Regions from separate parts of the Homo sapiens genome. Here region 2 is linked to region 1. Evidence: read pairs that join two places in POLR2A ChIA-PET (ENCODE). Cell type or tissue: HepG2. All regions are shown on one strand. Each heading gives the region's core, and the rest is flanking DNA. Links, peaks and the distances in the headings are about the cores only.

Evidence for each region. ChIA-PET counts read pairs that join two places held together with the same protein. Peaks named below come from ENCODE experiments on the same cell type or tissue, not always from the same donor. Only the 100,000 strongest peaks of a DNase experiment are listed, where the experiment ranks them.
Region 2: POLR2A ChIA-PET joins it to region 1 with 20 read pairs; 20 of 35 experiments call an interaction of 5 or more read pairs at or near these places.

What each region holds. Positions count from the first base shown.
Region 1 is chr16:30,325,056-30,339,994 of GRCh38, forward strand. It overlaps the pseudogene SMG1P5 and the pseudogene LOC100421031. Among named protein-coding and RNA genes, the nearest start is that of CD2BP2, 23 kb to the right of the region's middle. RefSeq lists silencers at 1-44, 9,727-10,546 and an enhancer at 10,777-10,876. In HepG2, for the core only: a CTCF peak has its summit at 11,158 (motif pointing right); DNase peaks (open chromatin) are centred at 9,743, 10,416 and 11,136; H3K4me3 peaks cover 3,958 bases.
Region 2 is chr16:30,385,431-30,400,369 of GRCh38, forward strand. It overlaps ZNF48 (zinc finger protein 48), which reads left to right and starts at 9,990. Exons shown (of 3, transcript NM_001214909.2): 1 at 9,990-10,148; 2 at 10,350-10,443; 3 at 11,900-14,678. The coding sequence starts at 10,365. The coding sequence ends at 13,677. RefSeq lists enhancers at 7,910-8,410, 10,412-11,008, 13,343-13,886 and silencers at 9,902-10,091, 10,182-10,441. In HepG2, for the core only: CTCF peaks have their summits at 9,917 (motif pointing left) and 10,290 (motif pointing right); DNase peaks (open chromatin) are centred at 9,871 and 10,318; H3K4me3 peaks cover 2,902 bases.

The sequences.
Region 1 (14,939 bases), core at 6,789-14,788:
GTGATCGCACCATTGCACTCCAGTCTGGGGGATAAGAGCGAGACTTCATCTCAAAAGAAAAAAAGAAAAAAAGAAAAAACACCACCACCTATACATACATAAATTTTATCTCAAAGAAGCACCACAATAGAATTCAAAAACGAATTCAATTTAAAAAGGAAAAGTACACTCGATTAATACAAGATGGAAAAGAATAACATTATAAAACCAAGTATCTCTGCATGAGCGAACTCCACAAGAATTTAGTAAGTTATACTCTACATTAAAAAAAAAACAAAAAACAAAAACTCAGAATAAGGGAGCATTTCCTATACATATGAAACCACAAAATTTCTGTACTCTTTACTGTTAGGCCTCTATACAAGGGGAAGTATGTTTCATTTTATAGTTCCAAAAATAAAATGGGCTCTGAAAAACTTCAAGATAGTCAAAGACAGGTAACCAAAATGATGACAATGTGAAAAGATTAACAAACAACAGCTCCTCTAAATCATTAAGGGTGGTCCAATGAAAGGAGCCTCAGGGATTTGTTTTAGGCGATTAGGATAAGGAACAAGAGCCAGGTAACAAAGGCAGAAAATCCTAAAGAATTTAACAATTCAATGTTCCCAACAGACACCATGGACCACACTCCATTTTATATGACACTTAAATGACATTCCATACATGTGTCTAACATGAAGATTGAGCAGATAAAAGGTATCACTTTAGTAATCATCCTCAATCAACACCAGATAACAAATGAGGGGCTTTTGCTTATGGAAATTCTCACATATTGAGCTGAACACTTTTACCTTAATTAATTAATTAATTTATTTATTTATTATTATTTTTTTTTTTTTTTTGAGACGGAGTCTCGCTCTGTCGCCCAGGCTGGAGTGCAGTGGCGGGATCTCGGCTCACTGCAAGCTCCGCCTCCCGGGTTCACGCCATTCTCCTGCCTCAGCCTCCCAAGTAGCTGGGACGACAGGCGCCCGCCACTACGCCCGGCTAATTTTTTTGTATTTTTAGTAGAGACGGGGTTTCACCGTTTTAGCCGGGATGGTCTCGATCTCCTGACCTCGTGATCCGCCCGCCTCGGCCTCCCAAAGTGCTGGGATTACAGGCGTGAGCCACCGCGCCCGGCCAATTAATTTATTTTTTGAGACAGAGTTTCGCTCCTGCTGCCCAGGCTGGAGTGCAATGGCTCGATCTCGGCTCACCACAACCTCCGTCTCCCGGATTCACGTGATTCTCCTGCCTCAGCCTCCCAAGTAGCTGGGATTACAGGCATATGCCACCACGCCCGGCTAATTTTTGTATTTTTAGTAGACACGGGGTTTCTCCACGTTGGTCAGGCTGGTCTCTCCCAACCTCAGGTGATCCACCCACCTTGGCCTCCCAAAGTGCTGGGATTACAGGTGTGAGCCACCATACACAGCCTTATCTTAATTTAAATTGTTAAATATAAACATAATACTCAGGTCCTTAGCAGCCCCTTCTCTATATTGTTCCAATTAACTGCCTCCCACTGCGATCTCTCCTGCACGTGTGTGCACGCACTCTAACACACACACTCCTTTTTTTTTTTTTAGACGGAGTCTTGCTCTTGTTGCCCAGGCTGGAGTGCAACGGCGCAATCTCAGCTCACCACAACCTCGGCCTCCGAGGTTCCAGCAATTCTCCTGCCTCAGCCTCCCGAGTAGCTGGGAATACAGGCATGCACCACCACACTCGGCTAATTTTGTATTTTTAGTAGAGACGGGGTTTCTCCATGTTGGTCAGGCTAGTCTCGAACTCCCGACCTCAGGAGATCCACCCACCTCAGCCTCCCAAACTGCTGGGATTACAGGCATGAGCCACCACGGCCAGCCCACACACTTTTTCAAGAAGCAACTAGATTTAATCTTCCTAAATTGTGCCACTTTCCGGCAGGTAAAATTTCAATGATTCCCTAAAGTCACTCCAAATACACTTAAACTGGGCCAGGGTGGTGGCTCACGCCTGTAATCCCAGCACTTTGGGAGGCCGAGATGGGTGGATCACCTGAGGTCATGAGTTCAAGACAAGCCTGACCAACATGGTGAAACCCCGTCTCTAGTAAATACAAAAAATTAGCCAGGTGTGGTGGTGCGTGCCTGTAATCCCTAGAGCTACTTGGGAGGCTGAGGAAGGAGAACTGCTTGAACCCGGGAGGCGGAGGTTGCAGTGAGCCAAAATGGCACCATTGTGCTCCAGCCTGGGCAACAAGAGCAAAAACTCTGTCTCCAAAAACAAACAAACAAACAAACAAACAAAAAAACACCTGAACTATGATTAAAGGTCTACAATAGGGTCCCCAACCCAGTGCTTCAGCTTCACCTCTTATTTGTATTACTCCTCATAAGTACCCAATTCCTCTACACACTGACAATTTGCACCTGGCCTTATCCTAATTTTCTTCTATTTTGGGGGGGATTCTCCCCCAAATTCACAGTGAAAATTGTACAGACCAATTCCATCACCCCATTTCCCTCCTCTAACCCTCCAGGTTTTTGTTTTTGTTTTTGAGACAGTCTCACTCTGTCACCCAAATTGGAGTGCAATGGCATGATCTTGGCTCACTGCAACCTCCACCTCCTGGGTTCAAGCGATTCTCCTGCCTCAGTCTCCCAAGTAGCTGGGATTACAGGCGCCCACCACTGCATCCAGCTAATTTTTGTATTTTTAGTAGAGACGGGGTTTCACCATGTTGGCCTGTAACCCCAGCACTTTGGGAGGTCAAGGCGGGCAGATCACCTGAGGTTAGGAGTTTAAGACCAGACTGGCCAACCTGGCGAAACCCTGTCAATCATGCCACTGCACTCCAGCCTAAGTGACAGAGCAAGACTGTCTCAAAAAAAAAAGAAAGAAAGGAAGGAAGGAAGGTATACTGAGAATTACATCACAAAATCCACATGCTCTCCCCTTTACAAAGCCCTTTACTTTTCTCCCATAATAACTTATAGCCTCCTTGAAGACAGTGGTTTTACAAGTCATAAAAATCCTGGCCATGGCCCAGTGCAGTAGCTTGTGCCTGTAATCCCAGCACTTTGGGAGGCCAAGACAGGCAGATCACTTGAGGTCAGAAGTTCGAGACCAGCCTGGTCGACATGGTGAAACCCCGTCTCTACTAAAAATACAAAAATTACCCAGGAGTAGTGGGCACATGCCTGTAATCCCAGCTACTCGGGAGGCTGAGGCAGGAGAATCGCTTGAACCCAGGAGGCCGAGGTTGCAGTGAGCCAAGATTGCACCAGTGCATTTCAGCCTGGGCAACAAAGCGAGACCCCATCTCAAAAAAAAAAAATTTATGGCCGGGCGCAGTGGCTCATGCCTGTAATCCCAGCACTTTGGGAGGCCGAGGCGGGCAGATCACGAGGTCAGGAGATCAAGACCATCCTGGCTAATATGGTGAAACCCCATCTCTACTAAAAATACAAAAAATTAGCCAGGCGTGGTGGCGGGCACCTGCAATCCCAGCTACTCGGGAGGCTGAGGCAGGAGAATGGCGTGAACCCAGGAGGTGGAGCTGGCAGTGAGCCGAGATTGCACCACTGCACTCTAGCCTGGGCGACAGAGCGACACTCCATCTCAAAAAAAAAAAAAAAAAAAAATTTATATATATATACATACACACACACACACACACACACACACACACACACACATCTCCCTAGAAGCATCAATATTTACTGAATTAGAGTATTTCATTACCTGTTATAAAAAACAAACAAAAAAACCCTCCATTATACTAATTTATAAAGGAATCAAAACAAAATGGGTTGGGGGGTCCAGGCACGGTGTCTCACTCCTGTAATCCCAGCACTTTGAGAAGCCAAGGTGGGAACTTGAGGTCAGGAGTTCGAGACCAGCCTGGCCAACATGGCGAAACCCTGTCTCTAATACAAAAATTAGCCGGGCTTGGTGACATGCGCCTGTAGTCCCAGCTACTCGGGAGGCAGAGGCACATGAATCACTTGAACCCAGGAGGTGGAGGTTGTACTGAGCCAAGATCGTGCCACTGCACTCCAGCCTGGGAGACAGAGTGAAACTATGTCTTTAAAAAAAAGGCGGGGTGCAGTGGCACACACCTGTAATCCCAGCACTTTAGGAGGCCGAGGCAGGTGGATCACCTGAGGTCAGGAGTTCATGACCAGCCTAACACGGTGAAACCCCGTCTCTACTAAATATAAAAAAAATTAGCCAGGTGTGGTGGCACATGCCTGTAATCTGATCTACTTGGGAGGCTGAGACAGGAAAACAGCTTGTACCTGGGAGGCGGAGGATGCAGTGAGCCAAGATTGCACCATTGCACTCCAGCCTGGACAACAAGAGTAAAACTCCGTCTCAAAAAAAAAAAAAAAAAAAAAAAAAGTTGGAGTGAGGGGAAGGTTCAACTTAAAGATACAATTACTAAGTGTTTCATAAGGAATGACTTATTTCATAATGGAGTAGGAGTTTGACACCAGCATGGGCAACATGGGGAGGCCCCACGTCTACAAAAAAATAAAAATAAAAAATTAGCGTGCCAAGCATGGTGGGTCACACCTGTAATCCTGGCTCTTTAGGAGGCCAAGGAGGAAGGATCACTTGAGCCTAGGTATTCAAGACCAGCCCAGGCAGCATGGCAAAACCCCGTCTCTACAGAAAACAAAAAAAAGTAGCTGGGGGTGGTGACATGCACCTGTGGTCCCAGCTATTGGGAGGGTGAGGTAGGAGGACTTATTGAGCCTGGGAGGTGGAGGCTGCAGTGAGCTGAGATGGTTCCACTGCACTCCAACCTGGGCAATGAAGTGAGACTCTGTTTCAGAAAAAGAGAGAGGCGGCCAGGCGTGGTGGCTCACGCCTGGAATCCCAGCACTTTGGGAGGCCGAAGCGGGTGGATCACCTGAGGTCAGCAGTTCAAGACCAGCCTGGCCAACATGGTGAAATCCTATCTCCACTAAAAACACAAAAATTAGCCGGGCATAGTGGCATGCACCTGTATTCCCAGCTACTTGGGAGGCTGAGACAGGAGAATCACTTGAACCAGGAGGTGGAGGTTGCAAGTGAGCTGAGATTGTGCCACTATACTCCAGCCTGGGCGACAAAGTAAAACTCTGTCTCAAAAAAAAAAAGAGAGAGAGAGAGAGGAAAAATAAATAAATTAGTCAGGTGTGGTGGTATGCACCTGTGGTCCCAGCTACTCAGGAGGCTAAGGCGGGAGGATTCCCAGAGCCCAGGAAGTCAAGGCTGCAGTGAGCAGTGACTGCACCACTGCACTCCAGCCTGGGCAACAGAGCAAGAGCATATCTCAAAAAAGAGGAAAGAAAAGAAAAGAAAAACATAAAAACAAACGTTCCTTTAGTTTTAATTTTTATTTTTTAGTTTATTATGGCTGTTTTACTCTCCTCCAAGTAAAACTGCCATACACAATTTGCTGAAATTTTCCTTAGTGTACTTTGAAATCTGTGGAACAGAACTGGCAATCGCTAAATTCTATTTGACTCTAGTTCCATTTAAAATTAGACTGGTGTGAAGTAACTGCGGTTTTTGCCAAAACTGCAATTACTTTTGCACCCACCTAATACGTATAAAATATGTAACTTCACTTAATTTTATCCTTTATGTATTTCCCTATATTATGTACCTATGGACATCAAACTTACTACAGACTGATAAAAGGCTGAATAGACAACTCTGGTTTCAAAAATCCAGCTTCTCACAACATCAGACATACTAGTATACAGCTTTTCTAATTTCACAACATATTTCCATTTTTTGGTCTTTCACAATAGAGAAGATGTGTATACTTTTGAATACTCTGCTCTGTCTACAATCTACCAAAATTGGAAGGTGTTTTTATTATACAGTTTCATCCTTTTAGAAATACAGAAAGATCCTAAGTTTGGGCACAGTAAGACACTCAATACAGATCTACTACTAAACAAGTAAGACCAATTACACAATTAATGTCCTAATACCCCGAGTGGAAAAGTAAAATCTACTTGTTTTCTGTTGACTTGAATGCCTTCTCTTTTGTTGAATTAATCAATCTATTTGACTCCAATGTCAAATTAATCAATGTCACTTTAGAATATTAAAATGTACAATTATGAATTACACATTTAATTTTAAAACACATCATTCTGATCTCTGTCTTGATTGATACTAGAAGATTATCTTCCAAACTAAGGTGGAAAAAATGACAGACTTTAGCTATTGGCAATGATAGGTCATTTTTTTAGGGAAGAGGAGTAAAGAGGGCAACCTCCATAGGTCAGATATCCCTTTGTTCTAAGAAGCCACCACCCCTGTTTCTTCATATGAAAAAACCCAGAGGCATCCAGTGGTTCCCAAAACCTTCTCAACTTTATGCCTGAGGAACCCACAGATTTCAAATAATACAACTGACCTAAGACCACTCATTTGTTTAACCATTCTTTTTTTAATTTTTTATTTTTATTTTTTTGAGAAGGAGTCTTGCTCTGTTGCCCAGGCTGGAGTGCAGTGGTGTGATGTCGCTCACTACAACCTCCGCCTCTCAGGTTCAAGTGATTCTCCTGCCTCAGCCTCCCGAGTAACTGGGATTACAGGCATGCACCACCACATCCCGCTAATTTATTTATTTATTTTTTTTAGTAGAGACGGGGTTTCACCATGTCGGTTGGCCAGGCTGGTCTTGAACTCGTGACCTCAGGTGATCCACCCACCTCAGCCTCCCAAAGTGCTGGGATTACAGGCGTGAGCCACTGCCCCCGGCCTATTAACCATTCTTAAATGTCGGGTGCGGTGGCTCACACCTGTAATCTCAACACTTTGGGAGGCTGAAGGTGGGCAGATTGCTTGAGTTCAGGGGTTCAAGACCAGCCTGGGCAACGTGGTGAAAACCCCATCTCTACAAAAAATACAAAAATGAGCCAGGCTGTTGGCAAGCGCCTGTAGCCCCAGCTACTTGTGGATGCTGAGGCAGGAGGCTTGAGCCTGGGAGGTCGAGACTGCAGTAAGCCAAGTATCTGTGCCGCTGCACTCCAGCCTGGGTGACACAGCAAGACCCTGTCTCAAAAAAATTGACAGAAGAGTTGACTGAGAGCACAGTGAATGAAAAGGAAGACTATAAGCCAGTGCCATATAAATGCTTACTGTTGGAGGTATGCTTCTATGGAACACGGGTTTGCTCTCTTGCCATATGACATTCACGTATTCAGCCACCTGGAACACTTCTTGTCAGTATGTGTGAAGTATCATGTGTGGTCAAAATTGACTCAACAGTCATTTTCCACACCAACTGGCAAACTAACACTAAAAGAAATCAACAAGTATTGCTTTTTCAAAAGCCTAAATCGGCTGAGTGCGGTGACTTACACCTGTAATCCCAGCACTTTGGGAGGCCAAAGCAGGCGGATCACCTGAGTCAGGAGTCCAAGAACAGGCCGGCCAACATGGTGGAATCCCGTCTCTACTAAAAATACAAAAATTAGCTGGACGCCTGTAATCCCAGCTACTCAGGAGGCTGAGGCAGGAGAATTTTTCCCTGTAACCAGGAGGCAGAGGCTGCAGTGAGTCGAGATTACACCACTGCACTCCAGCCTGGGAGACAGAGCAAGACTCCATCTCAGGAAGACAAAAAAAAAAAAAGCCTACATCAAGGAAAACAGAACCAAAACACCAGGGACAAAATGGTACATAAGAGGCAAAAAAATTTTCACCAAAATTATTCAGATGAACCATAATAAATGTGCCTGCATCTGAAGATGTTCTAAACCTTCATTTAAGTAAGAAGCAAGATCAAGATCCATTCCGTCAGTTACCTGGAGTCTGTCATCTTTCGGAATAGGGGACGGAATCACCTCAAATTTAACTAATAAAAATTTATGACTTGGCAAACACCCCAGGTATTTTTATTGACTAACAAATCAGCTATGACAATCTTAGCAACAAATCAAGTTATGCTATGGGGTATGTCCACACTTCCCTGTTCCCTCTACAACAGGAGAAAATCAAATCTTTCCAACATCCTAACAAACTGTTACTCCCTGTAACCAAATGTATCACAGTATCGTCTACCAAGGCGTTACATCCTGAAACTTTCCTACAAAAAGCACAGCTTCAAAGAAACCTTGCAAGCTTTCTTGTAAGCTCCTCCCTTCCCACATCGCCCCTCCCCAGAGCCGAGAAATAAAGCACTTGAAAGAAACAACATGGATAATATTTATTAATAGCTCATGTACATATTCCATAACTACATAAGCCATTTGGCTTCATACCTGTCAGCAATGAAGTCAGCTGGCCCTAGCACGTGGCTGCGACTCTTCTCTATTTATTTAGAACTATAAACTACAATTTACACTTTACAAAAGCTGTAGGACTATTTGGGAAGGCACTTTATTCTTCTAAAAGGTTACTAAATTCTCTTATATACTTATACTGATCACAATACTGAAAAATAATAGAAAATCCATTGTCATTCATTTACCACCTGATTTGTTAGATGCCAGATAATCAAATTTCACACATTTCAATAAAAAGGCAAAACTAAGCATGTCAATCATAGGAAGAAAAATACTTAACTAATTTTATTTAAAGCACTCACAAACTCTTAAGTGGTACAAGACAAGCCAACGCTGTTTATCGAACAATATTTTTTTTTACGACTAAACATCTCAATTCTAGACTCAGGCACTAATTATTAAAGTCATCTAGTTATATACACCAATTCTCAACAGACACAGTTTTTTTTGGAAAGGCATATTAAACAGACTAAGATGTGTACTACCCATTAGCCAAAGATAATTTTATTGATTTTTCTAATGAGTCTTCAAATGTTACATTCTAACATCTTAGCAAATTATTTCCAAATACTGCTGGAATTACATGTAACTATCAGGAAACAAAAGGGCTTCTCAACAACTTGTGCGTTCTACATTATCTGGCCAGTTTCCGGACAATTATAATACAATTGTGCTCCAAAGCAGGAGAGTTCCATGAATCAATTGCCCCTAAAATATATTTCTGTATATTTAAGGAGTTCTAAGCATTGGGTTAAATTCCAAACAGACTCTGAATACAAGCATTTATTTAGTAAGAGAGGTTAGAATAAATCAATCCTAAATTAGGCACAGCTACCCTCCCCCCATTGATCAAAAAGATAGGAAATTACATTTATTTAAAAAGTTAATGTTCCTAATATATTCAAATCTAACTAAGCCCCAAAACGGTCTGAGATCAAATCCTCCATAAAAGAGGAAATTCTCTAGACTTCTAAGTGGGTGCCCAAAGAGTTCACTCAAGTGTCCAGGTATGAATTACGATTCACCAGAGTAACCGGCCTTGCACTTAGGGAAAACTTCCATCGCCCAAGACCAGAGTGGGTCGATCCCATCAACAGTCACACAATCTCATCTCATGCTCCACTAATGAATGTTCTGCCTAAAGTCAGAGCAATGCCTTGGCTGGAGTTTTGTTTTGGTTTTTTCAATATTAACATGTGGGGGTCACAGAAAGGAACAGAGGCTACAAGAGCTCTCACGTGGCGGCTGAAAGACTGGGGAACCGAGAAAGTGAATGAGTAACAGGGAGGGTCCTGGACTCTCAGGATCTCCCAACTCGGGGTCAGGGGGAGGCGGTAAGTGGAATGCCCCCCCCACCACCCCCGCCTCTTTCTCACCTCCTGGTCCCGACCCTAGGTCAGTGCCACCGCCGGGAGCCCCGGGGCTCGGCTTCAGCCCCGGGCTGAACAAGCAGGGAGGGGAGAGGCACTTAGGCCTCGCCTCCCCGCGGCCTTCCTCCCCTAGCCGGGGAGGAGGAGACCCAGGAAGCCGCGCCCGGCTCCGGTGGGTGGAGGGCCTAGGCCGCGCCTCCCAGCCCCGCGGCCCTAGGCCTCGGCCCGCCCGAGGCGGAGCCCGGGAGGTCGGGGCGGGGTCCCGGGCCGGTCACCCACCTGGGTTGCCAGTCATTCCAGCTCCGCGAATAGTTGGTGCCGCCGCTGCTCAGCCGAGACCCCGGGGCTCTGCGGCTCATTACCTTCCCCGACACGACATGGCCAAGCGCCGCCGCCCGAACCGGCCGCCGCCGACACCCCGCTCCGGCCCGGGGCTGAGGAGGAAGCCGAGAAGGAGGAGGAGGAGGCGGCGGCGGAGGGCGGGGGAAGAGGACGGCCGTTCCGGGTTCCGCCTGAGCCCGCAGGGCAGGACGAGGGAGCGGCGCGGTGAGAGAGGCGGATGAAGGCGAGGCGACGTCTCTTCCAGGGCCGTGCGCGGCCCACGACGCTGGGGCCCCGGAGGACGAGGAGGACGAGGAGCAGGCGGTGGCGGCAGCTCCTCACGCTCACACGGCCACTGCTTCCCCGCCTCCCGGCTCCGCCCGCCGCGCCGCCGCTGTCGTACGGCAAGCTGGGAGCGAGAGGCGGGGTCGGCCCCGCCGGGCCTGGGGAGAGAGGCGGGTCCTGTCGGCGGGGCGGGGCCGATAGCAGGCAGCCCCGCCCCCCACGGCCCCAGGCTCTTGGACGGCGAAGCTGGGCATGGTGGTGGGCAACTGTAATCCCAGCTACTCAGGAGGCTGAGGCAGGAGAATTGCTTGAACCTGGGAGGCAGAGGTTGCAGTGAGCTGAGATCACGCCATTGCACTCTAGCCCAGGCAACAGAAGTGAAACTCTGCCTAAAAAAAAAAGAAAAGAAAAGAAAGAAAGAAAGGTGGCCCCGTTAATGTTTATGCCAAGACAGCCGGCATGACCTGGAAGTGTCCCAAGCCACAGGGCATCTTGTTTCCGGGGAGGATGAATGAATCAAATCGCACCTATTTTGAGGCAAGCAAGGACTCTGTGACTTCAGGAGCCCTGGTGGGTGGACAGAAGCTCCCTGCTCCCCCAGCCTGTCTACCCAGCAGCGCTTTGGCCAGTCCCATTCCTGTACTTCTGAGCCTGCCTGTCAGTCCCTCCTCACACGCACACCGTGGCTTTGTGCCTGGTACTGAGTGTCCCGGAGCCCCAAACCACAGGGTCAACCCCATGAAAGAAACCGGGACTCTGCTCTCATCCACTCGCCCCCACCCCCCGCGTAATCCCCTGGTGCTCACACAGCCCCACCGTAAAGTTTTTGTAGCTCCCTGGCAGACTTGTGCTCCTGTTTGCCAGATCAAAGCCCAGTGACCTGAGCGGCCTGTCCCCAGCAGAGGCCACTAGTCCCTGTGGACCCACCCCATTGGGAAAGGCATGGGTTGAACTTTAACCATTAGGCTCAGGGATTGGGATGAGTTTCTACAAAAAGAGGTGGGTACACGCCAGTCCACAGTGGTCCTGATCAAAGTGAGAACAGACAGCAGGGAACATCACCCTCTTCAGATTGGAGTCAGTGGGAACAGACCTAAGATGTTGGGGAAGAACACTTGGAAGACCTCAGCTTTCTCCTGGGTTGAGCAGATGTGGGCCCCTCTCTGGAGTCGTTCGATGAGGCCAGGGTGATGGTGTTCTCAGCGTTCCTGTGCGCGGCGAACCAGCAGTAACACTTGTAAGTAGAGCCTCAAATTTCCCAAATGCAACTGGATCCTTGTCTTAGCTGATGGGGTCTTTCAAGATGAGAGAGTAGAGACCATCCCGAGCCACACGGGTTCAGATTTCCACTCTGTTTCTATTTTTTTTTTTTTTTTAAGATGGAGTCTCGCTCTATGGCCCAGGCTGGAGTACAGTGGCGCGATCTCAGCGGCTCACCACAACCTCCACCTCCCGGGTTCAAGCGATTCTCCTGCCTCAGCTTCCTGACTAGCTGGGACTACAGACGCATGCCACCACTCCTGGCTAATTTTTTGTATTTTTAGTAGAGACAGGGTTTCACCACGTTAGCCAGGCTGGTCTCGAACTCCTGACCTCGCGATCCGCCCGTCTCAGCCTCCCAAAGTGCTGGGATTACAGGCGTCAGCCACCACGCCCGGCCCTCTTTTTTTCTTTTTTTGATGAAGTTTTGCTCTTTTGCCCAGGCTATAGTGCAATGGCATGATCTCGGCTCACTGCAACATCTGCCCCCCAGGTTCAAGTGAATCTCCTGCCTCAGCCTCCAAAGTAACTGGGACTACAGGCACCCACCACCGCACCCGGCTAATTTTTTGTATTTTGGTAGAGATGGGGTTTCACCATGTTGGCCAGGCTGGTCTCGAACTCCTGACCTCAGGTGATCCACACACCTCAGCCTCCCAAAGTGCTAGGATTACAGGCATGAGCCACCGTGCCTGGCCACACTCCTTTTCTCTTGTATTTGGTGACCTTGGGTGAATCGTTTAGCCTCCGTTTCAGGGGTCCTGGGGAGGGCAAGATGCCGGGAGCAGGCGGGTAGTCCGTGTTCGCACAGGACACACTGGCATGACTCACCATCCAGACCCGGCGGAATGGCTTGCACTAACCAGTCACGATCGCTCCTAAACTCTTCGGCAAAGAACGCTTCCAAGCAAACCTGTAGCAAATAAACCACTCAGCCAACTCTGCCAAGAAACTGCCCCATGCCAGCCCCTCCTGGCTTCACGGTCAGTGCCTTGTGACCTTGGACGAGGCCCTTCCTCTTTCTGGGTCTCAGGTGCTTCCTCCGTAGAATGAGAGGCTGCTTTGGCAGCTGCCAAGTTCTCTTCTAACTCAAATCTTCCACGCGTTCCATGTTTGGGCCATTGAAAGAGCATGGGCTTAGGAGCCAGACCCCAGGCATGCGGTGCTACTGACGCTTGCTGAGGTGGAGCTTCGGCAGGTCTTCACCCCCAAACCTCTGTGTCCTCATCTCGAGATGGGGGTGGCCAGACTTTCTCTCCAGGGCCATGGAAGGATGACATGATGCATGTAGAAAGCCTGGCCCACCCCAAACTGTCGGTGAGCTCCACTCATTCCTTCTGTTGGGGTCCACACCTGTGGACTGGAGTGCAGTGGTGCGATCTCGGCTCACTGCAGCCTCTGCCTCCTGGGTTCAAGCGATCCTCTTGACTCAGCCTCCCAAGTAGCTGGGACTACAGGCGTGTGCCACCACGCCCAACTAATTTCTGTATTTTTAGTAGAGATTGGATTTCGCCATGTTGGCCAGGCTGGTCTCAAACTCCCGACCTCAAGTGGTCTACCTGCCTCGGCCTCCTAAAGTGCTGGGATTACAGGCATGAGTCACCTCACCCACCTCCCTTTTTTATTCTTAGTACAACCGTTAAGAGCGCTAGCCTGCCTAGGTGGAATCTTGGCCCCACTGCTCTATGGCTGTTGCCCCTCTGTGACTTTCCTTTATTTTTTGAGACTAATTTCTGTCTTGTTGCCCAGGCTGGAGTGCAGTGGTGCGATCTCCAGCTCACCGCAACCTCCACCTCCCAGGTTCAAGCAATTTTCCTGCCTCAGCCTCCCGAGTAGCTGGAATTACAGGCATGCGCCACCACATCCGGCTAATTTTATATTTTTAGTAGATACAGGGTTTCTCCATGTTGCTCAGGGTGGTCTTGAACTCCCAGCCTCAGGTGATCTGCCCACCTCGGCCTCCCAAAGTGCTGGGATTGCAGGCGTGAGCCACTGCGCCCGGCTGTCCCCTCTGTGACTTTCTTAACTTCCCCCAGCCTTAGTTTTGTCGTCTGTAACAGGGGGTTGATAATGGTGCTTACTGCGCAGTGTCGTTGGGAGAAGGGTCCGAGGTGGGGCCTGCAAAGGCTGGGGACAGCACATGGCTCCAGGAAGCCCTTGCTAGACGCCAGCTGCTGCTGTTGCTAACACAGGCAGCGGTGGGTGCCCTGTGTCTATTTAAGCATTTCCCTGTCAGTGGGCAGCAGGTAGCATTCCATTTCTTACTATGGCAACATGTCCTCTTACATCTTGTGCTAGAGAGAGTCATATTCTGTATCGGCACCTAAATCCATTTACACCATGGTCCTCAATCTGTTCCCAGTGAACAGAGGGCTCTGCCAAATCATTTCAGAGTTCCACAAAGAACAGAATATTCTGCCAAGCAGAGAAGATTGGAACATCGTAAGGAATTCATCCTTCTATGTCGGTGTTTTATTTATGGGCATTCTGAAGATTATTTCATTTGGGAAAAGAATATTGTTACTAAAAATTATTGAAAAATCACTGGTGGTTTGGCCTTGAGAGAAAAGTCAAAGAGTTACAAAACGTTCAGTGATAATTTCAGAACCAGGCATGGTGGCTCATGCCTATAATCCCAGCACTATTTTGGGAGGCTGATGTGGGAGGACAGATCAAGCCCAGGAGTTCAAGATCAGCCTGGGCAACATAGCAAGAACGCATCTCTAAAAAAAAAAAAAATTAAAAAATTAACTGGACATGGTGGCACACACCTATCATCCCAGCTACTTGGGAGGCTGAGGCAGGAGGATCGCTGACCCCAGGAATTTGAGGCTGCAGTGAGTCCTGCTCAGGCCACTGCACTCCAGCCTTGGCTACACAGCAAGACTCTGTCTAAGAAAAAAAAATAATAATAATTTTAGGGATCATTTAATCATGTTTTCTAGTCATGTTTCAGTGCGTTTTTTAATCATGTTTCAGGGCATGCACTGGCAGTGCCCATCTGTTCCTAAGTGTGTGATCAGCAACATTACGTTGGTAACTTAAAATTGGCCATGGTGAAAGTGTTTACACCACAGTCATTGGCAAACCCTAGAAATTGAAGATTCTAAATTCCTGGGAGAACGGCTTATTAAACCTCAACCAGCACACCGCTGCACGTTGTTGGACATTTTACTGGCTATTCCTGCTCAGGTGTGTGTAAGTCTTCTTGCGTTTGGCTCCCCCCGGGCTGAGCGTGGCTGGGCTGGGCTCCCCACTCTGGGTGGGTCCAGGCCTGCTCACTGCATCTCTCATCCTCCCTCTGCAGCCACCTGAGGCCTGTTCTTCTCACGGCGGAGGGCAGGCACTCACAGGGTGAGGCCAGCGGTGCCCATGTATTCCAAGCTACTGCTCACGTCATGTCTGCTAATGTCCCAGTGGTCAAAGCAGGTCA
Region 2 (14,939 bases), core at 5,360-13,359, 59 kb after region 1:
CCTGGCCAACATGGTGAAACCCCGTCTCTACTAAAAATACAAAAATTAGTTGGATGTGGTGGCGCGTGCCTGTAATCCCAGCTACTTGGGAGGCTGAGGCACAAGAATCACTTGAACCCAGGAGGCGCAGGTTGCAGTGAGCCAAGATCACACCACTGCACTCCAGCCTGGCGACAGAGCAAGACTCTGTCTCAAAAAAAAGGAAAAAAAACTTTCTGAACTCCTCCCACTCTCACTCCCCACAAGTGTTTCCAGTGAGTTTCCAATTCCCACCTATCCTTCAGAAAAATTGGTCCCCTTTTCTTCACACTCTCCATGCCATTAACCTGCTTTGGGTTCAGACCCTGATCAACTCTTCTCTGAGTTATTCAACAGCCTTTGACAGAATAACATGTTTAAAGGAAAAAAAAAAATGTTGGGCGTGGTGGTTCACGCCTGTAATCCCAGTGCTTTGGGAGGCTGAGGTGGGAGGATTGCTTGAGGCTAGGAGTTCAAGACCAGTCTGGTCAACATAGCAAGACCCGATCTGTATTAAAAAAATAAATAAAAAAGAGGATAACATGTAGGCCAGGCAGTGGCTCATGTCTGTAATCTCAGCACTTTGGGAGGCCGAGGTGGGAGGATCACTTGAGGCCAGGAGTTTGAGACCAGCCTGAGCAACACAGTGAGATCCTGTCTTTACAAATTAAAAAAAAAAAATTAGCTGGGCATCGTGGTGCACAATTGTTGCCCCAGCTAGTTGGGAGGTTGAGGCAGGAGGATCACTTGAGCCCAGGAATTTGAGGCTGCAATGAGTCATTGTGGTGTCACTACACTTTAGCATGGGTGACAGAGCGAGACCCTGTCTCAAAAAAAATACAAAATTTAGGATGATATATATTTATCTGTTTATTGTACAACCAACACATGTTTTCATAGAAAAATTATAAAATGCAATTGAAATATAAACATTTAAATGTGGGCCGGGAGTGGTGGCTCATGCCTGTAATCCCAGCACTTTGGGAGGCTGAGGCAGGAGGATGGCTTAAGCTCAGGAATTCGAGACCAGCCTGGGGAACATGGTGAAACCCCATGTCTACAAAAAATACAAAAATTAGCTGGGCATGGTGGCATGCACCTGTGGTCCCAGCTACTCAGAAGGCTGAGGTGGGAGGATCGTCCAGTCTGTGTGACAGAGCCAGACCCTACCTCGAAAAAAATATATTTTTTAATGTGATATCACCATTTTTTTTTTCTTGAGATGGAGTTTCGCCCTTGTAGTTTCGCTCTTGTTGTCCAAGCTGGAGTGCAATGGTGTGATCTCGGCTCACTGCAACCTCTGCCTCCCGGGTTCAAGTGATTTTCCTGCCTCAGCCTCCCGAGTAGCTAGGATTACAGGCATGTGCCACCACGCCCAGGTAATTTTGTATTTTTAGTAGAGATGGGGTTTCACCATGTTGGTCAGGCTGGTCTTGAACTTCCGGCATCCCAAAGTGCTGGGATTACAGGTATGAGCCACTGCACCTGGCCTTTTTTTTTTTTTTTTTTTTTGAGACAGAGTCTTGCTCTGTCACTCAGGCCGGAGTGCAGTGGCACGATCTTGGCTCACTGCAAGCTCTGCCTCCAGGGTTCACGCCATTCTCCTGCCTCAGCCTCCCGAATAGCTGGGACTACAGGTGCCCACCACCATGCCTGGCTAATTTTTTTGTATTTTTAGTAGAGACAGGGTTTCACCGTGTTAGCCAGGATGGTCTCGATCTCCTGACCTTGTGATCCGCCCGCCTTGGCCTCCCAAAGTGCTGGGATTACAGGCGTGAGCCACCGCGCCCGGCCTTTTTTTTTTTTTTTTAAAGACAGTGTTTCGGCGGGGCGCCATGGCTCACTCCTGTAATCCCAGCACTTTGGGAGGCCTAGGTGGGCGGTTCACCTGATGTCGGGAGTTCAAGGCCAGCCTGGCCAACATGTTGAAATCCTGTCTCTACTAAAAATACAAAAATTAGCCAGGCATGGTGGCGCATGCCTGTAATCCCAGATATTCGGGAGGCTGAGGCAGGAGAATCACTTGAACCCGGGAGGCAGAGGTTGCAGTGAGTGGAGATCGCACCATCGCACTCCAGCCTGGGGGACAAGAGTGAGACTTCCTCTCCAAAACAAAACAAAACCAAAAAAAGACAGAGTTTTCCTCGTCACCCAGGCTGGAGTACAATGGCGCGATCTCGGCTCACTGCAACCTCTGCCTCCTGGGTTCAAGTGATTCTCCTGCCTCAGCCTCCCGACTAGCTGTGATTACAGATGCCTGCCATCATACCTGACTAATTTTTGTATTTTTAGTAGAGACAGGGTTTCACCATGTTGTCCAGGCTGATCTTGAACTTCTGACCTCAGGTGCTCTGCCCACCTTGGCCTCCCAATCACTATCTTTCTATAACCCAATTTTAGTATTTATCCTTCTCGTACGCCTATATATATGTATACACACTGTTTATATTTATAAAAATAGGGTCACATTATAACTTTGGAAACATGCTTTTGTTGCTTCATGTGTTCTCTACATCTTTTTTTTTTTCTTTTTTGGAGAGGGAGTTTTTCTCTTGTTGCCCAGGCTAGAGTGCAATGGCGCGATCTCGGCTCACCACAACCTCCGCCTCCTGAGTTCAAGCGATTCTCCTACCTCAGCCTCCCAAGTAGCTGGGATTGATTACAGGCATGCACCACCACGCTTGGCTAATTTTTTTTGTATTTTTAGTAGAGATGGGGTTTCTCAGTGTTGGTCAGGCTGGTCTCGAATTCCCAATCTCAGGTGATCCACCCACCTCAGCCTCCCAAAGTGCTAGGATTACAGGTGTGAGCCACCACGCCAGGCCTGTTCTCTACATCTTTCTATGATACATGCACATGTACATTATCTGTTTTTGTTTTAGTTTTTGTGTTTGTTTTAGCTGGGACTACAGGTGTTCACCACCATACCCAGTTAAGCTTTTTGATTTTTAGTAAAGACAAGATCTTGCTATGTTGCCCTGGCTGGTCTTGAACTCCTGAACTCACACAATCCTCCCTTCTTGGTCTCCCAAAGTCCTGGGATTACAGCCACTGCACCCGGCCCAGGAAGTTATATATTTTAAGCATTTGTACATATTAATGCCAGGCCAGGTGCAGTGGCAATAGGGCGAGACCTTGTCTCAAAAAAAACAACCACAGTCCAGGCGCGGTGGCTCACGCCTGTAATCCCAGCACTTTGGGAGATCAACGTGGGTGGATCACCTAAGGTCAGGAGTTCAAGACCAGCCTGGCCAACATGGCGACACCCCATCTCTACTAAAAAAAAAATACAAAAATTAGCCGGGCGTGGTGCCGCACACCAGTAATCTCAGCTACTCAGGAGGCTGAGGCAGGAGAATTGCTTGAACTCAGGATGCAGAGGTTGCAGTGAGCCGAGACTGCGCCACTGCACTCCAGCCTGGGCGACGGAGTAAGACTCTATCTCAAAAGAAAATTAAAAATAAAAATAAATAAAAATAAAAACAAAAACAACAACAAAAAGAAAACAACCCTGCAAAAAAGGCTCTTGTGGCCGGGTGTGGTGGCTCACGCCTGTAATCCCAGCACTTTGGGAAGCTGAGGCAGGCGGATCATGAGATCAGGAGTTCGAGACTAGCCTGGCCAACAAAGTGAAACTCTGTCTCTACTAAAAATACAAAAATTGGCTGGGCACAGTGGCTCATGCCTGTAATTCCAGCACTTTGGGAGGCTGAGGCGGGCGGATCACGAGGTCAGGAGATCGAGATCATCCTGGCTGACACGGTGAAACCCCTCTCTACTAAGAATACAAAAAATTAGCTGGGCGTGGTAGTGGGCCCTGTAGTCCCAGCTACTCGGGAGGCTGAGGCAGGAGAATGGCGTGAACCCGGGAGGTGTAGCTTGCAGTGAGCCGAGATTGTGCTACTGCACTCCAGCCTAGGCAACAGAGCGAGACTCCATCTCAAAAAAAAAAAAAAAATAATAATAATACAAAAATTAGCTGGGCATGGTGGTGCGCGCCTGTAATCCCAGCTACTTGGGAGGCTGAGGCAGAAGAATTGCTTGAACCTGGGAGGCAGAGGTTGTGGTGAGCCGAGATCGTGCCACTGCACTCCAGCCTGGGCAACAGAGTGAGACTCTGTCTCAAAAAAAAAAAAAAAAAGGCTCTTGCTTGGTCATTGTGTTAAATGTAGAGTTTATATGAATTAACAGTGACACCATAGTCCATTTCCATGCTTATTAATTCCAACTAATTATGGCGAATCATTCATATGATATTTGGGGCTTGTTTGCTTTGACAAAGGAAGGCAGTACCTTGAGTTTCATATAGGGCAGTGTGTGGTGGACAGCTCTCTTCCCATTTAGTAATTATTTAGTCATTTGGATTAGTTTTTTTTTTTTTTTTTTTTTTTTTTTTTTTTTTTTTAGAAACAGGGTCTTGTTCTGTTGCCCAGGCTGGAATGTAGTAGTGCGATCATAGGTTATTGCAGTCTTGAACACCTGGGCTCACTTCTGCCTCCCAAGTAGCTGGGACTATAGCTTTGCAACACCATCCCTGGCTAATTCTTTTTTCTTTTTAGAGATGGGGTCACTATGTTGGCCAGGCTGGTCCCAAACTCCTGACCTCAAATGATTCTCCTGCCTTGGCCTCCCAAAGCACTAGGATTCCAGGTGTAAGCCACTATGCCCAGCCCGTATTAGTTCTTCTTCATCTTGCCATCATGTCTTCACAGTTACCTCTTCCCCACCCCTTGCATCCCTTGAGGGACTTCTATATCTTTAGACATTAATTCAAGTTCAGATCTAATAACTATAGGATTTGTCCTCTCAAAGTCAGAGTTAGGCAGCTCTGCAAATGAATATGGCAGGCATGCTGACCATTTATACCCTCTTCTATTTCCCAGCACAAATGCCCAGTACCTGATGGATACCCAGGAAATGTTTGTGGAACAAATGAATAAACTTACATTCTTTTTTATTTTTATTTATTTATTTTTTTTGAGTCGGAGTCTCGCTCTGTCGCCCAGGATGGAGTGCAGTGGTGCGATCTGGGCTCACTGCAACATCCCCTCCCGGGTTCACGTGATTCTCCTGCCTCAGCCTCCCGAGTAGCTGGGGCTACAGGCACCTGCCACCACGCCCAGCTAATTTTTTGTATTTTTAGTAGAGACGGGTTTTTTTTTTTTTTTTTTTTTTTTTTTTTTTTTTTTTTGAGATGGAGTTTTCTCTGTCGCCCAGGCTGGAGTGCAGTGGTGTGATCTCGGCTCACTGCAAGCTCCGCCTCCTGGGTTCATGCCATTATCCTGCCTCAGCCTCCTGAGTAGCTGGGACTACAGGCGCCCGCCATCACGCCTGGCTAATTTTTTTTTTATATTTTTAGTAGAGACGGGGTTTCACCGTGTTAGCCAGGATGCTCTCGATCTCCTGACCTCGTGATCTGCCCACCTCAGCCTCCCAAAGTGCTGGGATTACAGGCGTGAGCCACCGCGCCTGGCCAGAGACAGGGTTTCAATGTGTTAGCCAGGATGGTCTCGATCTCCTGACCTCGTGATCTGCCCACCTTGACCTCCCAAAGTGCTGGGATTAGAGGCGTGAGCCACTGCGCCCGGCCGAATAAACTTACATTCTATCTTCATCTTTCACTGCTTTCCTAATATGTAAACTCACGGCACATTAAAACGGAACTATTCTCTATTTTCCTCTCTGAAGATAGGTCGTAATCCATAGTCATCTTTGGATCTCAAGCTTCTAGCACACATTAGGTTTTCTTTTATTTTTATTTTTTGAGACGGAGTCTCACTCTGTCGCCCAGGCTGGAGTGCAGTGATCTCTGCTCACTGAAACCTCTGCCTCCCGGGTTCAAATGATTCTCCTGCCTCAGCCTCCTGAGTAGCTGGGATTACAGGTGAGCACCACCACCTCCAGCTAATTTTTTTATTTTTAGTAGAGACAGGTTTTCACCATGTTGGTCAGGCTGGTCTCCAACCCCTGACCTCATGATCCGCCCGCCTCAGCCTACCAAAGTGCTGGGATTACAGGCGTGAGCCACTGCTCCTGGCAGTCTTTTTCTTTTCTTTTTTTTTTTTTAAACAGAGTTTTGTTCTGTTGCCCAGAACGGAATGCAGTGGTGTGATCTCAGCTCACTGCAACCTCCGGCTCGCGAGTTCAAGCGATTCTCCTGCCTCCGCCTCCCGAGTAGCTGGGATTACAGGCGCGTACCACCACATCTGGCTAATTTTTGTATTTTTTAGTAGAGATGGGGTTTCACCATGTTGGCCAAACTGGTCTCGAACTCCTGACCTCAGGTGATTCACCTGCCTCAGCCTCCCAAAGTGTGGGGATTATAGGCGTGAGCCACTGATTCCAGCCTAAGGTTTTCTTTCTCTTTCCTTTTCTTTCTCCTTTTTTTTTGGCGGGGGGGTGGGGGTGGGATAGGGTCTTGCTCTGTCACCCAGGCTGGAGTGCAGTGGCATGATCTCAGCTCCCTGCAACTTTCACCTCCCGCGCCCAAGAGATCCTCTCACCTCAGCCTCCCAAGTAGCTGGGACTACAGGTGTGCACCACCACTCCCAGCTAACTTTTTTGTATCTTTTTATTTATTTTATTTTTTCCTGAGGCGGCGTATCGCTCTGTCGCCCAGGCTGGAGCGCAGTGGCGCGATCTCGGCTAACTGGAAGCTCCGCCTCCCAGGTTCACGCCATTCTCCTGCTTCAGCCTCCTGAGTATCTGGGACTACAGGCGCCTGCCACCACGCCCATCTAATTTTTTTGTATTTTTAGTAGAGACGGGGTTTCACTGTGTTAGCCAGGATGGTCTCAATCTTCTGACCTCGTGATCCACCCACATCGGCATCCCAAAGTGCTGGGATTACAGGAGTGAGCCACCGCCCCCGGCCCTGTATCTTTTTAGAGATGGGTTTTCACCATGTTGGCCAGGCTGGTCTCAAACTGCTGGACTCAAGAGACCTGCCCACCTCAGCCTCCCGAGGTGTTGGGATTACAGGCGTGAGCCACCATGCCTGGCCCATATTAGGTTTTCAATTAGTATGTGGCCCACTGTTTATTCAGCCCCCACTGCCTGGAGTTGTTCATTCAGCCCCCACTCCAGGCAGAGTCTGGACTTTGCCGAAATCAAACCAATTAGAGTAATAGCTGATACTTTTGCTAAGTGCTTTACACATATTCATCCTCAACCATCAAAGTTAGCTGTTATCATCCCTATTTTACAGTTTGGGAAACAGAAGCTTAAGTAACTTCCCTAAAGTCAAGTAGCAATTAAGTGACAAAGGCCAAGAACCACACTCTGCATAAATGGCTTTAAAGACAGTATCTGCACCCACTGAACACTACAGAAGGTATCTCTGTGCGCTACACTCCTATAAAATTTTGTCCATACAGTCAATATAGAACCTGTCACACCATCTGACAACTCCATATCCTATTGGGCCAAGAGCTCCCTGAAGAGTTTCTTTATTTCCAGGGCCTAGGACAGTGTTTAGGTATTAGCTAGTGATCAATAGGTATGTGTTGATTTCTGGTCCCTGTTTCTGTCAGTGCTAACATCCATGCATGCCAGGCACACAGAGATTCATTACTACAAACTAGAACCCTTCCTGTTCTCCCACACTATCGTGAATTGGTCCATATAACTCTTTTTTTTTTTTCTTGAGATGAAGTCTCGCTCTTGTCCCCCAGGCTGGAGTGCAATGGCGCGATCTCAGCTCACTGCAACCTCCGCCTCTGGGGTTCAAGTGATTCTCCTGCCTCAGCCTCCCAAGTAGCTGGGATTACAGGCGCCTGCCACCACGCCCTGCTAATTTTTTTATTTTTAGTAGAGATGGGGTTTCACCATGTTGGCCAGGCTGGTCTGGAACTCCTGACCTCAAGTGAGCTCCTGCCTCTGGCTCCCAAAGGGCTGGGATTACAGGTGTGAGGCACCACACCCGGCCTTTTAAATTTTATTTATTTATTTTTTTGAGACGCAGTCTGACTCTGTCACCCAGGCTGGAATGCAGTGGCGTGATCTCGGCTCTTTCCAACCTCCGCCTCTCAGGTTCAAGTGATACTCCTGCCTCAGCCTCCTGAGTAGCTGGGATTACAGGCCCGTGCCACCACGCCCTGCTAAGTTTTGTATTTTTAGTAGAGACAGGGTTTCACCATGTTGGCCAGATTGGTCTCAAACTCCTGACCTCATGTAATTCACCTGCCTCGGCCTCCCAAAGTGTTGGGATTACAGGTGTGAGCCACTGCACCTGGCCGGGTCCATATAACTACCTTAACAGTCTCTCTTTCTTTCTCTTTTTTTTTTAGATGGGGTCTCGCTCTATTACCCAGGCTGAAGGGCAGTGTCACAAATATGGTTTACTGCAGCCTCAACCTCCTGGGCTCAGGTGATCCTCCTGCCTCAGTCTCCAGTGTAGCCAGGACCACAGATATGTGCTACCATGCGCTGCTAAATTTTTGTTTTTTTTTTGTAGAGACAAGGTCCACTTTTTTGCCTAGGCTGGTTTCGAACTAGTGGCCTCAAGTGATCCTCCCACCTTGGCCTCCCAAAGTGCTGGGATTACAGGCATGAGCCACTGGGCCCAGCCCATTCTCTCTCTCTTTTTTTTTTTTTTTAAAGAGACAGGGTCTCGCTCTGTTGCCCAGCATGGAGTACAGTGGCACGATCCACGATCATGGCTCACTGCATCCTTGAATGCCCAGGTTCAGGGAATCCTCTCAGCTGGGATTACAGGGGCAGGCCACCAGGCCCAGCTAAATTCTCTAATTTCAGTGATTTGTGTACTTGCTCCTTTAGACTGGTAGCTCTCCAAGGACAAATCTTGCAGGTGTTTCAACTTTTTATCCCCAACTCTTGGCTTAGCACTAAGATGCTAATAAATGTGAATTAATGCATAAACCACAGTTACCCCCACCATCATTGGCAGAGGGGCTGAAGACACCTCCAGACACTCTCTCCACCCCAAAACCAAGCCCGCCCAGAGAGCGGATACTGGGATCTTGCTCCTAGGGCCTGGGAACCTGGAAACACAGCTCCAGCCAGGGGCCCACCAGGATGGGAAACAGGGCTTGTTCTTCAGCCTCTCCCTGAGCCTGGCCTCTATAGGGCTGCCGACCTGTCCGGAGTCTTTCTGGCCGCCTCTTTCTTTGTGTCTCTTTCTCTTTGTCTCTGCCCGTTTCGCTCACTATCGTCTTTTGTTCCTCTGCTTCTGGGCCTGTTACTCTCCAGGCTCCCAGCCTCTTACTGCTCCTCGGACTCTGCGTCAATGACTTTATCTCTTATCCGTTTCTACGTCTCTGTCTCTAGCGGCTAATCTTTGGCTCCCCTTATTTTTGGTCAGCCGCTGTCCCTCGGTCTCTCTCTGCCTTTGCGTCCTCTGTGACTCAGGGCTCTGATGTGAGTCTCTGGCTCAGGGTCTCTGTTCCGGGCCCCAGGTCTGATTCCATCTCTCCAGCAGCATTTACCCGGTGTCTGCCTCTAGCCTCTGCTCCTGCCTCGGTCTCCCCAGCCCAGCCCCCATTCCATACCCACCCCCACCCCGGGCCCTCGGCCTCTCGGACCAGCCCCGCTTTGTTTCCCACGTCTCGGCGCCCCGCCCCGCCCCGTCTGGGGTCTCCGCCGCCCTTTGTCTGCCTTGGTCTCTCCCCCACCCCTTTCCCCGGGTCCGTCTTTGGATCCCTCTTTCTTTGTCTCTCCCAGGTCGGAGTGGCTGGCGCTGTCGGCCGGCCGGGGAGGTCGGCGCGGGTGGCTGGAGACACACAGCCACAATTACGAAGAGCCTCGGGCCTCACCACCCAGCTGCAGCCCAGGAGGCACACGGTTAATACCACCGAGTTCGGGCCGCCGGCCTCGGCTTAGAGTAGCCCCTGGGCCGCACGCTGCCGCCCGCCGGCCACAGAGCTACCGCCGACGCGGGCGACCCCCACAGGCCCGCAGCTCCTCCAAGGTCCTAGAGCGGCTCCGTGCGGCCCCGCGCTTCCGCTTCCCGTCCCCGCCCCCGGTGGCCGCCCCCGGGACGCCTGGGTCCGAGCCCGCTCCCGGCTTGGCGCGGAGCCTGCATCCCGGAGCCGCTGGCGGCTCGGGCGCCTGCACCCCGCTGAGGAGCTCCGGAGGGCGCCGGGGTGGCGGAGCCGGAGGCGGCCGGCAAGGTGAGAGCGGCGGCTGCGCGCTGGGAGGAGCAGCAGGTGCAGGGGCGGCCGGCGGCGCGGGCAGGGGGCACCGGGAGCCGCGCCCGTACCTGGGACCCGACGCCGCCCGGTGCCCGCGCTGGCCGGCAGAGGGCAGCGGCAGGGCGCCGCGGGCCACACATGGCTGCGTGACCGCGGGATGCTGTCTGTCCCCTTGCTCAGGGCGGCGTGCCGGCGATGGAGCGCGCGGTAGAGCCTTGGGGCCCAGATCTCCACCGCCCGGAGGAGAGGGAGCCACAGAGAGGCGCCCGCACAGGTGAGGGCCTCGGCCGTGCGCCGCCACGGACAGGTAACGGCCGGTGGGGACTGCGATGCTTGGCTGTGGCCGGCCGAGATCCTGGAAGATCGGACGTGAGCTGTGCCTCTGGGGAGATAGGGGGAGGGGAGCTTTCGGAGCACCAACTGTGCGCCAGGCCGGGAGGGGCTCTTCACGGCCTCTGTCCCCTCCCTCACGGCCTTCCTCATCCTTACTGCCTCTGCCCTACTTCAGGCTTCATTCTGTTTTATCCTGGCAATTGCAGTAGCCTCCTCTCTGCCCCTTTCTCTCCACTGATGCATTCTCTCGCCAGCTTGATCTAAGTCCAGATATAATCCTGTGTCTCTTCTGGAAAACCTTCCCTAGCGTCCCCCAGTCTCCTAATTAAAAGCCTTAGCTAGTGTCCAATCCAAACCGTGCGTGCTCAGGTTAGTCCCAACATCCTTTGACACCTTATCTTCCATTCCACTCCATTATTTTCTCTTCGCTCTGCCGTAATGCCGGTTCCTATTTCCTTATCTCCTATCTCTCTTGTGACAACATAGTTATTCTAGTTATTCTGCACCCACAATTATAACCATTGATACTTTAATCTTATCTCTCCTACCACCCTAAGCTTCTTGAGGAAGGGATGTGTGCCTGGGTCCTCTCAGGTACACACAGGATAACTGATGTAATAAATTACCGAATGGGCTAATATAATAAGATACAATAATAATAGCAAATACCAAGTTTTCCAAATAGACAATATAATGTAGGGATTAACACGGGCTTGAGTGTCAGAGAGACCTTAGTTAGACATCACGCTTTGCTACTTTTTTTTTTTTTTTTTTTTTTTGGCGACAGGGTCTCACTGTGTCACCCAGGCTAGAGTGGCACAATCACAGCTCACTGCAGCCTCCACCTCCTGGGCTCAAGTGATCCTCCTACCTCAGCCTCCCAGTAGCTGGGACTACAGGTGTGCACCACCATGCCCAGCTAATTTTTGTATTTTTTTTTGTAGAGTTAGGGTCTCACCATGTTGCCCAGGCTGGTTTCTAACTCCTGGGCTTAAGTGATCCACCCACCTCGGCCTCCCAAAGTGCTAGGATTACAGGTGTGAGCCACCCTGCTGGCCTGGCTTTGCTACTTTCTAACCTTTATAACCTCCAGCAAAAGGACTTAAATTCTCTGAGTCTTTCCATGCCTGTAATATGGGGATAGTCATAGTGTTATAGTATTGTTTGCAAGCGTTTAATACTAATGCTGAGTTTGGTGAATGACATACATTAAGGGCACAGTAAAAAGAAGTTTTTATTGAGAGGCACAGATAGTAAGTGCACCAGAGGTTGAGAGGACAGAGAGATTGGGGTTCCTGTGACCACAGATTGTCAAGGGAGTCTTCCTGGAGAGGTTGCTGTCAAAGATAAGTACCGAGCCAAAGGGGAGGGTCTACAACTTCCTTTTCTTTCCTCAGGTCTAGGGAGTGAGAACGTGATTTCTCAGCCGAATGAGTTTGAACATACCCCACAGGAAGATGACTTGGGGTTCAAGGAAGAAGATTTGGCTCCAGATCATGAAGTAGGAAATGCCTCTCTCAAACCTGAAGGCATCCAGAACTGGGATGACTTATGGGTCCAGAGAGAGGGTCTAGGAAAGCCTCAGCCTCGGGACAGAGGCCCCCGGCTCCTGGGTGAACCACGCTGGGGCCAGGCTAGTAGTGATCGGGCCGCTGTGTGTGGTGAGTGTGGCAAAAGCTTCAGGCAGATGTCAGATCTGGTGAAACACCAGCGGACCCACACAGGGGAGAAACCCTACAAGTGTGGGGTCTGTGGCAAGGGCTTTGGGGATAGCTCTGCCCGGATCAAACACCAGCGGACTCATAGTGGGGAGAAGCCCTATAGAGCCCGGCCACCAGCCCAGGGTCCCCCAAAGATTCCTCGGTCCCGGATCCCTGCTGGTGAGCGCCCCACTATCTGTGGTGAATGTGGCAAGAGCTTCCGGCAGAGTTCTGACCTGGTGAAACACCAGCGGACACACACTGGTGAGAAGCCCTACAAGTGTGGCATATGTGGCAAGGGCTTTGGCGACAGTTCCGCCCGCATCAAGCACCAGCGGACACACCGGGGGGAGCAGCCCCCCCGACCAGTGGTGCCCCGACGGCAGCCATCTCGGGCAGCCACGGCAGCTACCCAGGGACCGAAGGCCCAGGACAAGCCATATATCTGCACTGATTGCGGCAAGAGGTTTGTGCTCAGCTGCAGCCTCCTGAGTCACCAGCGTAGTCACTTGGGGCCCAAGCCCTTTGGCTGTGATGTGTGTGGAAAGGAGTTTGCCCGGGGATCCGACCTGGTGAAGCACCTGCGGGTGCACACGGGTGAGAAGCCCTACCTCTGCCCAGAGTGCGGCAAAGGTTTCGCGGACAGCTCCGCCCGAGTCAAACACCTCCGCACCCACAGTGGCGAGAGGCCCCATGCCTGCCCGGAATGCGACCGTACCTTCAGCCTCAGCTCCACCCTTCTTCGCCACCGCCTCACTCACATGGAGCCCCAGGACTTCAGCTTCCCAGGCTATCCCCTACCCGCTCTGATCCCCAGCCCACCCCCACCTCCTCTGGGCACCAGCCCCCCGCTGACACCTCGAAGTCCCTCACACTCGGGTGAGCCTTTTGGCCTGCCTGGCTTGGAGCCAGAGCCTGGGGGCCCACAGGCTGGGGAGCCACCCCCACCACTGGCGGGCGACAAGCCCCACAAGTGCCCTGAGTGTGGCAAGGGCTTCCGCCGAAGCTCTGACCTGGTGAAACACCATCGTGTGCACACAGGGGAGAAACCCTACCTCTGTCCTGAATGCGGCAAGGGTTTTGCTGACAGCTCAGCCCGAGTCAAGCACCTCCGCACCCACCGTGGTGAACGGGCCCGGCCACCACCACCATCCACTCTGCTGCGGCCACATAACCCACCTGGCCCAGTACCCATGGCCCCTCGACCCCGAGTTCGGGCCCAGCCTTCTGGACCCAGCCAGCCCCACGTGTGTGGCTTCTGTGGGAAGGAGTTCCCCCGGAGCTCAGATCTGGTCAAACACAGGCGTACACACACGGGGGAGAAGCCATACAAGTGTGCAGAGTGTGGCAAGGGTTTTGGTGACAGTTCTGCCCGCATCAAGCACCAGCGTGGGCACCTGGTCCTGACGCCCTTTGGGATAGGGGATGGTAGGGCAAGGCCCCTCAAGCAGGAGGCAGCAACAGGACTGGAATGACGCGGTCCAGGGAGGGCGGAGGCCCAGGAGACCAAAGGGAGGGGCTCTGCCGCTTAGCAGAGAAGAAAGGGCCTGGGAGGTGGTGGGAGGGAGAAGGAAGGGAAGAAAGGGGAGGAAGAATAGATAGAAATAGGGATTGGAGACAGTAACCTTGAAGCTCAGGAAACTGTCCTGGCTGGGCTGAGTCAGGACCTTGCCAGGACGGGCTGTACCCCTGGCTTCTAGAAGACTGCCTAGCACACAGTAGGCATTCAATACTTGTTGAATAAATAAACTGGCTTTCACCTAAGGACTCAACCCTAAATTCCTGCTGCCTCATCTGTTAAGAACTGACACTTTCCCCTTGCTGGGCAGGTAGTACACACCTGTAATCCCAGCAGTTTGGGAGGCTGAGGTGGGAGAATCACTTGAGCCCAAAAGTTTGAGGCTGCAGTGAGCTGATTGCACCACTGATGCCTCCCAACCTTGCTCTGGGAGACCAATGCCTGAACCAGGGTTTGTTTACCTTCTGAGCTGCAGAGATGGGGCTTCTGGAATTTAAGGTAACAGGATGAGGCAGGGGTATCTTGATCATCCGGATGGGGCAAATACTGCTGTGTGGCATGGTGGTACCCACCCCTATGGAGGGGCACTCTTGGACAGAGCCCAGACCTTTGTGCCCTGGAGGGAGCCAACCCACCCTGACACGGAGACACTGGCAGAATAGACCAGAGACAGAAGGTGCTCTCATGGTATCCAGCCTGGATGCCAAGCCCAAGTCCTGGTGGATAGCAGAGGCCAGCTGTTTGGGAAAAGGGCAGGATGCTCTGAGGCCTGGCAGCCACATTTCCATGTGTCTTTTTACCAATAAACGGCTTCTCTTCTGAGGCTTGGACAGTGTGTGTGTACACACAGGCATGAAAAAGGTGGAGAGGGGTCTCTGCGCGCAAAACTCAGACTGTAAATTTTGTGTGCTTCCCTTGCTCTCTGAGCCCATTAAATAAAGAGGTTGTCTTGGCGTAGTCAGCGGCTTTCTAGCTCCGACGTCTGGTTCAAAAACGGCCGCCAGCTCCATCAGCCGATGCCCCAGGCCTGAGGTCTGGCTGCCCGCAGGCACCACCTACGCCACAGCATCCAGCGCGACCCTTAAAAGGAAAACCGCGCGGCGCTGCAGAGACAAGGCAGCAAGGAGGAGGAAGAGGGGGCGTGTGGGGGGCGTTGTTGCTATGGCGACGGCTGTCGGCGGGAGGCAGCCCACAGGTCTGGAACCGGCGTGGAAAGCC